Regions from separate parts of the Homo sapiens genome. Here region 2 is linked to region 1. Evidence: chromatin contacts called from ENCODE Hi-C or POLR2A ChIA-PET data. All regions are on one chromosome and are shown on one strand. Each heading gives the region's core, a stretch centred on a gene start or an enhancer-like site at or near the end of the contact. The rest is flanking DNA. Distances are from core to core; before and after follow the strand shown.

Region 1 (4,446 bases), core at 711-3,210:
CCAATCTGCCCATCCCCTCATCCTTAAGCAACCACTAATCTTTCTGTTTCTTTTTTTTTTTTTTTTGGCGATGGAGTCTCACTCTGTCGCCCAGGCTGGAGTGCAGTGGCGCGATCTCGGCTCACTGCAAGCTCCGCATCCCAGGTTCATGCCATTCTCCTGCCTCAGCCTCCAGAGTAGCTGGGACTACAGGCGCCCGCCACCACGCCCAGCTAATTTTTTGTATTTTTAGTAGAGACAGGGTTTCACTGTGTTAGCCAGGCTGGTCTCGATCTCCTGACCTCGTGATCCTCCTGCCTTGGCCTCCCAAAGTGCTGGGATTACAGGCGTGAGCCACCGCGCCCGGCCTAATCTTTCTGTTTCTATAGATTTGCCTCTCCTGGACATTTCATATAATGGAATCATACAACATGCAGTCTTTTGTGACTGGCTTCTTTCATTTAGCATGATGTTTTCATGGTTCATCCCTATTGTGGCATGTGTCAGTTTATTGCTGTATAATATGCCACTGTATGGATATATCACATTTTGTTTATCCATTCACCAGTTTGTGGACATTTGGGTCATTTCTACTTTTTAGTTCTTATGAATAATGCTACTATGAATATTTGTGTATGTGTTTTTCTGCGGACATATATTTTGTTTTGGTTTTGAAATAGGCTATGTTTAGATGCAGAGGGAAGCAAAGAAACTGGTAAGGATGTGGTAAAATTACCACATCCACAAGACAACGTTTATTAAGTACTGAAATATTCCTTTATGAAAGTTAACTCTTGCCATCCCTTTTATCTTTCACATTTAGAGTCTATATTATCACAACCTTGTTTTTCCTTTGAGTCAGCATTGTGATCATTCTGGACGTGGGGTCCCACACACCCTGTCTCTGTCAGTAAGATTATGATTAAGATCAAATAGAAATAGGTCAGGAGAGAAAAGAGCTCCCTGGCCTTATTCTCCTCAAACTAGCTGATGCTCCTGAATACCAACCTCTTTAAGAATTGATATTTCAAAGGACAACTCCTCTCTGTGGTCTTCTGTCCTCTCTCCCCTACTTTATGCTCTGTGCATAGCAGCTGTTCAGGACATCGCCCGAGCGCAGGGGCACTGCAATCAGAAAAGCGAGTGAGGGACACAGCAGGAGAAGGCTGTTCTGGGGCTAGTGAGTGGGAGACGGGACAAACAGCTAGATAGCAACGTGATGGCTTCACCATGGGGTGAAGCGTGGGGGAGAGTATCAATTACCTAGATTTTAAAAAGAGAGCCCTTGAACACCTCTGTCACTGGTCACTTTTACCAAAGCCTTCTAACTTAACGGAAGGAGATGCTGCACTTTAAAGAAAAATCACAGCTGCGGAAGACAGTCTCGCAAAGCCAGTTTTTGTGGCTTAGTATTTTGGGGTAGCTTGTTTCATGAGGGTCAGATTAATTTTCTAATGTTGTTTTCTACCTTAATGTTACTGCTTTAATCATTAGAATGCCACCAGTTCCTTCAGGCAATAGGAAGCTATTGAAGATTTAATGAGATTCATACTGCTTATGCTTAAATGTTGATGACTTCCTGCATGCATATTAATCATTCCTGACCTTGATCTCAAATTCCTTCCCGGTACAAATTCTCATTAAACATACCTACTAGATCTCCCAGTGTTCACTGAATACCTGGTTTGTTTCCAAAAGTACATAAAAGAACATTAAGTCTCATGTTCGGTATGTGTCAAATGTTCAGTTCCCTTGTCTGATTTGTTTTCCAATTCTTATTGTGACTGTAAATCTGGAGAATTTAGGGGAAGAAAAATCAGTAACTCTTAACAGGGGATTTAGCCTAGTTTACAAGAGTATATGATCTGTGCAGCAGACCTTGAACACAGCTAATTGCTTGTCTAGGTCAGTATGTCCAACTGGCAACTCTCAGAGCCCATCCAGGCCACAGAGCATTTCCGGGTGGCTTGTGTGTGCGCTCCGGCTGTCGAGCAGCAGGACTTGGCTTCTGTCCCCGGCTTCGTTGGCCCCATCTTTTAGTTCAGGTCCACCCCCTCCTGCCTCAGAGGCCTGGGAAACCCAGCCTGGCCACCTGGTGTCCTCATGCCCAGCATCTACGCATCTGCCCCAGTTGTCCCCTCAGCCACCTTGGCAGATTTCTTGACTTAACAGTTCTTCCCTGAACTAGGACCGGGGGCAGGAGTTATTAGAGAAGGGAGAGGAAAGGTGACAGGTCTCAGGAGTCTGAGGGAAGATGAAAGTGAGAGCGAAGTAGTGTGGGAGAGAGGGGGATCACATCCATGGGAGAGAAAATAAATATGTCAATATTAGGGTGGTGAGGCCTGTATACAAAGACAGGATGGCAGGGAGAAGAAGTAGGCAAGGACATAAAGGGGCTTGGGTATGCAGATGCTGGTCACTGAAATGAGGAACAAAGGAGGGAAATTTGCGTGTGAAAGAGGCCACATGTGAGAGAATAGAGAGAGCAAAATGACAGCTTTGCTTGGCAGAACGTGACCATGCACAGCATTGGGAGACACAGTCTGATGAAGCATTTTTTCCAATTTGTAAATATATTTATAACAAAGAAACATTATACTTTTTTTTTCTTTTTTTTTTTTTTTGAGACAGAGTCTTGCTCTGTCACCCAGGCTGGAGTGCAGTGGCGTGATCTTGGCTCAGGGCAACCTCCGCCTCCTGGGTTCAAGCGATTCTCCTGGCTCAGCTTCCCGAGTAGCTGGGACTGCAGGTGCGCACCACCATGCCCAGCTAATTTTTTGTATTTTTTAGTAGAGACGGGGTTTCACCATATTGGCCAGGCTGATCTCGAACTCCTGACCTCAAGTGATCTGCCTGCCTCGGCCTCTGAAAGTGCTGGGATTACAGGCGTGAGCCACTGCATCTGGACTACTTTTTTTTTTGAGAGGGAATCTCACTCTGTCACCCAGGCTGGAGTGCAGTAGCAGGATCACTGCAACCTCCACCTCCTGGGTGCAAGCGATTCTCCTGCCTCAGCCTTCCCAAGTAGCTGGGATTACAGGCACCTGCCACCATGCCTGGCTAATTTTTGTATTTTTAATAGAGACAGGGTTTCACTATGTTGGCCAGGCTGGTCTTGCACTCTTGACCTCAGGTGATTTGCCTGCTTCAGCCTCCCAAAGTGCTGGGATTACAGGCATGAGCCACCGTGCCTGGTCAGAAATTTATTATTATAAAAACACAAAGAGATATATACTTAGCATATTACATTACATTGGGATTATTTTAGGTTGTCCCAAAGGTGTAGTCATTTGATTCAGAGGCATAGCCTGCTTCTGACATGTTGGTTGTTTAAAATGTGGCCTGTTCTGACCAAGAAGTTGGACAGTATTGGTTTTGATGACTATCTTGCCACTTATTTTTTACAATGTGGTAATTTTTACATCCAGATAGTTTTTCATCTTTTTTTCTTTTTTTGAATCAGAGTCTGGCCCTGTTGCCCAGGCTGGAGTGCAGTGGTGCAATCTCGGCTCACTGCAACCTCCATCTCCCGGGTTCAAGAAATTCTCCTGCCTCAGCCTCCCGAGTAGCTGGGACTACAGGCGCCCGCCAGCACACCCGGCTATTTTTTTTTAGTTTTAGTAGAGATGGGGTTTCACCATGTTAGCCAGGATGGTCTCGAACTCCTGACCTTGTAATCCGCCCACCTCAGCCTCCCTAAGTGCTGGGATTACAGGCGTCAGCCACTGCGCTGGCCTAGTTTTTCATCTTTTTAAAGCACATTTCCGCTGATATAATTTGACTGGATAGGTGAAAAGATATCCATTTTGCAAAGTAGATTTTTTATATTTAATGATCAAAATCTTTATCTTTTAAAAACAATTTTTATAAAATAGCCACAAAATTTCATACCCTTTAACTTATTTACTTAATTCCACTTCTAGAAATCTATATTTAGAAAATAATTAAGTCGGGCGTGGTGGCTCACGCCTGTAATCCCAGAGGTCAGGAATTTGAGACCAGCCTGGCCAAAAATGGCGAAACCTCGTCTCTGCTAAAAGTACAAAAATTAGCCAGGCATGGTGGCGCCCACCTGTAATCCCAGCTACTTGGGAGGCTGAAGCAGGAGAATCACTTGAACCCAGGAGGTGGAGGTTGCAGTGAGCTGGGATTGCACCACTGCACTCGAGCCTGGGCAACAGTGAGACTCTGTCTCAAAAAAAAGAAAGAAAATAATTAGAGATGCTGCCAAAGATTTAGGTTCAAGAATGTTTATTACAGTGTCGCTTATATTAATATTAGCAAAGAACTGGAAATAGTCTAAATGTCCAATAAAATAGAGAAATGATTCAGTAAATTATGATTTATTCATAAGTTGAGATGGGCTGTTGTATGGTCATTAAAATACTGCCTATTAAACTATTATACTTCCTCCAGTTTATTCTCCACACTGCAGTCAAGTGACCTTTGAAAAAGTACATTGTGGCC
Region 2 (4,606 bases), core at 1,245-3,744, 120 kb before region 1:
TGGCTATTTTCAAGAATGCCTGCAAGGAATAAAGGTTTCAAGTCATAAATGGACCATTTCTGTTATTATAATTACTTCTGTTCTGGAAAAAAATACTTCCCTTATCAGATATTATGACCTTTAAGATTCCCATTTTCACAAATTATTTTTCATAAACTACACATATGTATGCTCAACTACGCAGCGTCTTACCCAACAATAGCTTAAGCAAACCACATATCTCAAATAAAAATGTCATCTATTCCAGGCTCATCAGCATATGTTAGAATCTGTTCCTAAAATAGACTCATAGACTTTTGGAATGGGAAGGAACCTTGGAGATCACCTCTCATTTCACAGAGGAAAATAATACACAGCAGGGACCTGCCCAAGGTCAAAGTGTCTTCATAAGAACCCAGGTCCAGAATAGAAAGTTCTCAAAAGATTTCAGAGAGAAATGCAATATTTGGTGAAACACCTTAGCTTGCCTCCCTTTACATCTACTTTTTTTTTTTTTTGAGACAGTGTCTCTCTGTCCCCAGGCTGGAGTGCAGTGGCACGATCTCGACTCACTGCAAGCTCCGCTTCCCGGGTTAACGCCATTCTCCTGCCTCAGCCTCCCGAGTAGCTGGGACTACAGGCGCCCACCACCACGCCCGGCTAATTTTTTGTATTTTTAGTAGAGACGGGGTTTCACCGTGTTAGCCAGGATGGTCTCGATCTCCTGACCTCATGGTCCACCCGCCTCGGCCTCCCAAAATACTGGAATTACAGGCGTGAGCCACCGCGCCCGGCCTACATCTACTTCTTAAGTACAATTTCCTGCATAGGAAACTTTTGAAATTTAAGAAAAGAAAGCAAAACAAAAAACTAAGCCAACCTTTTTTTTTTCTTTTTTCTTTTCTTTTTAAGTCTACAGCCAAGTCACTGATTCTAAAAGCTTAGAAGTTAAGGTAGACCATTGCAAGAATCTTAAGAGGTAACATTTTGGGGTAAAATCCCCAAGGCTTAAGGATACAATGTAAGTAAGACACACAAATTAAGAATAGCTATAATATTCTTATCTCTGTAACAAATTACATGGAGGATAGCTCATAAGTAGGAAAACTTTGTAAACATGCAACTTTCAAGGAAGAGAATTTTAGTCATCATACCTATTAACTATACAAGAATGCCAATACATTTTGAAATTTTATCTTGGTCTCTGTGCTTAAGCTGGAAATTTTTTTTCAAAATATATATCTTAAGTCATGTAAAAAAAAAAGCAGTAACTTGAGGAAAACCTTTTATCGACCCTTAATTAAAAGAAGGCCTTAAATCAAACCTTATTAAGAGAAGTATAAGCTATATTGTCCGGTCATGTTTGAAAGAATACATGAAAACTGAACATTCCTCAAAGTTAAGGCATGAATAGGACTAAGGACATGTACGTTTTTTGTTTTTGCAATGAAAGGCACACTATGCAAGCCAATTTACCTGTAGAAATATGTTTCTTAACTCATGAGGATCCCCTCGCTTAGTTGTCTGCACCTGTAAGCAAAAAAGAAAAAAAAGCCAGTTAATGCTTCACTAGAGACCACACAATCTCTTCAGATTAGAGGTCACATGGCTAACAATCAATGCTCCTATCTTTTATCATTTAGTTTAAAACAAACTAAAAGCCCTAATTGCTGATAAGAACTGTCAAACTGGATAACTGTGACTAGAGGGCAGAAAAACAGGTGCGAATAGCCTAAGATACAGCAAAGCTATCGGACAGTGCTTCCTCTGGACTGGAAAGGGAAGGCAATGAGGATCTTTTACTTTATTCCACATCTACTAGCAACACAGTAGTAACCACCCACCTTCAAATCAAGAAGCTAACAAGAGTAGATCAACAGGAAAGTTAAATCACCCAAATTAATCACTTGGCCTAGCAGCCTTTCTCCATAAAAAGCAAACCCAACATGTAATTATCTCCGCGTCCCTCTCCCCATCCAACCTAAAATATGAGAGCTGCCACAAATACAAATACTTTCCATACCCTGCAATCTGCAACGCAAAAGCCAACCACTGCCCTCGGCCTTATTGAGGCCCCAAATTACTCAATACTTACTCCCTCCCCCACCGCAATTCACTGATACCCTAGGTATCCCCAGCTTTACTTGCCACTTCCTCCCACACCCTTTCTGATGCCCTCCAACTCCGGACTCACAATCCCATGCACCTAGGACAGGACATTACTCTTCCTTCACTGACCCGTGTTACCGTACAAGCCCCTTCAACTCACAATCCCTCCTCCTTCCCCTCCCCCAGCCGGGCATCCCCTCCTCCGGTCCAAGCCCCGCACAGCTCTCCCCGCAGCAAGCCGGAGCCCCAGGACAAGCTATCTAAGACCTAGACAATGAATAAAATGGGAAGCAGTGGGGGGCTGCAGGCAGGGCGCTCGGAATGTCTCTTATGCAATAAAAGCAGCAGCAGAGAGTTGGAGTCACCTTGACCGCCATGCTGTGCTCGGAAGCCGGGGACGAGCGAGTGAGCGAGCAGGGCCGAGCTGTCAGGGCGCGCGCGCGCCGTCTTCCCGGCCGCGCCCGCCCTCCCTCTCGCCGGCGCCGCGCGCGTCCCTATGCAAATGAACTCGGGGCGCGCCGCGTGCGGAAAGGGGCCCGGCGTCCCGGCCAGAAAGGCAGCTGGTCCAGGGCCGGCCGGCCGGGCGGAGGAGGGGGACGCGCCTCCCACGGGGAAAACAAGCGCGACCCATGGGATCCCGACGCGCCGCGTGGTTGCCACAGCTAGGTCGCCGCCAGGAAAGCCCCAGGTTTCCTAAGGCCTCTTAGTGGGTGTGGCTTTGGGCACCGACCAGCCAAAGTCGTTTTCCCCGAGGCTTAAAGGAACATTTGGGGCCTATACTGAGCAAGGTTCCGACGGATCAAAGAGCACTTCCCATTAATAACAATGAATTAATGACAACTGATGGCAAATACCGACAAAACAAGATTGGGAACCACTCACTCTAGGGAAAACCTACGTAAACATAATTTGAGAAATATGCTCCTAAATTGGCATGGGACGAATACGCTGAATTTATTTTTGCTTTGCGTGCTATTACAACGGTTTATTAGTAGACTCGCTCCACTTTCCTAATCACCCAAATCCTGTGTGCAATGAGAAAAAAAACTCTATGTGTCTTTGACAGGGCTGGCAATGAATCGCTTGCCCATACATGAACAGAAAGTAATTCTCCATTCGATTTCTAGCCCTACCTAAGAAGTAGAAGAAGCAGTAACTCTATCTTGAACCAAAACAATGTTTCTAAACCCGTCTTGCCAATATCACTGTATTAGGCTACATATTGATTCAAACATGTATGGGCATCCATTATATGCCTGACATGGTCCTGCTTGTAAAAAACGCAAATAACCTATAGCCCCCACCCTCTAGGGGCTTACAGATGGTCAATGCTTCTCCACAACCCCAATCACATGTGTATTGTGTGTATGTGTGTCTGTGTGTGTGTGTGTTGAGACTGAGTCTCGCTCTGTCGCCCAGGCTGGAGTGCAGTGGCACCATCTTGACTCACTGCAACGTCCACCTCCCAGGTTCAAGAGATTCTCTTGCCTTGGCCTCCCGAGTAGCTGGGATTACAGGCACCCGCCGCAATGCCCAGTTAATTTTTTGTATTTTTAGTAGAGACAGGGTTTCACTATGTTGGCCAGGTTTGTCTCAAACTTCTGACCTCTGGTGATCCGCCCACCTCGGCTTCCCAAAGTGCTGGGATTACAGGCGTGAGCCACCGCGCCCGACCCTGTGTATGTTTTCATTTTTAATTTTTTGAGACGGAGTCTCGCTCTATCGCCCAGGCTGGAGTGCAGTGGCGCCATCTTGGCTCACTGCAACCTCTGCCTCCTGGGTTCAAGCAATTCTCCTGCCTCAGCCTCCCAAGTAGCTGGGATTACAGGTGCACGCCACCATGCCTGGCTAATTTTGTATTTTTAGTAGCTATGGGGTTTCGCCCAAGCCACTTATAATTAGACACTAGATAAATGACACACTTTAGGGCTTCTCTATACTGTACAACTATTCTCCCTATATGAACATTTGCTGTCATTGAAATAAATTCTCGTTTTGGTGGAAATGGAAGAGAGGGGTATCAAAAATCAGAAGAAATAGTTGTACTCCTGCAGTTATGTCTTTTCCTGAACTGTCTTCCTCACAGCCTGACTCTAAATCCTATAAATTATGCAGTGGAGATGATGGTGATCTTATTTTTGGACCACAGCCTTCTTTATTCCCTTGGTGAAGCAATAACAAACAGTTTTCTTTTCAGTGAATTTTGGAAGGAATTCATGGAATGAGCTGCTCTAGACATATATGGCTGTGAGTACTCTATCACTATACTAATTATGTATAACCTGGTATTTAGTAGGACACTATATAATCAGATGGAGGATTGAACTAGATGAGCTTTAATGCTTCTTCAAACACTCTAATTTCATGATTTAAAAGGAGCCAAATTTTAGTTAATAAACATTTATTGAGTGCCTTGCGTTTGTGTAAAACATGTGTTGCAGCCGGGTGCAGTGGCTCACACCTGTAATCCCAGCACTTTGGGAGGCCAAGGCGGGTGGATCACAAGGTCAGGAGTTCA

What was found. A loop is a pair of places that touch in the nucleus more often than their neighbours do. ChIA-PET counts read pairs that join two places held with the same protein, here RNA polymerase II (POLR2A). Pooled maps may share reads with other maps.
Region 2: a loop to region 1 is called in a pooled map, with 2.7 times the contacts of the local background. The contact joins the promoter of SLC25A12 here to the enhancer-like site in region 1. A Hi-C loop is called at or near these places in 3 of 168 maps with a recorded cell type or tissue (naive thymus-derived CD4-positive, alpha-beta T cell, psoas muscle and sigmoid colon) and 6 of 50 pooled maps. POLR2A ChIA-PET finds 5 or more read pairs at or near these places in 4 of 52 experiments (GM12878, MCF 10A, Panc1 and 1 more).

The regions. Positions count from the first base shown.
Region 1 is chr2:172,011,236-172,015,681 of GRCh38, forward strand. The region is part of intron 1 of METAP1D (methionyl aminopeptidase type 1D, mitochondrial); the gene reads left to right. Among named protein-coding and RNA genes, the nearest start is that of METAP1D, 14 kb to the left of the region's middle. RefSeq lists an enhancer at 2,279-2,358. Within about 2 kb of position 1,961, at least 3 of the 41 ENCODE cell types and tissues checked have a DNase peak (open chromatin) inside an H3K27ac peak, as active enhancers do.
Region 2 is chr2:171,891,750-171,896,355 of GRCh38, forward strand. It overlaps SLC25A12 (solute carrier family 25 member 12), which reads right to left and starts at 2,495. Exons shown (of 18, transcript NM_003705.5): 1 at 2,454-2,495; 2 at 1,456-1,509. The coding sequence starts at 2,465. RefSeq lists enhancers at 2,141-2,707, 2,708-3,274 and a silencer at 2,418-2,737.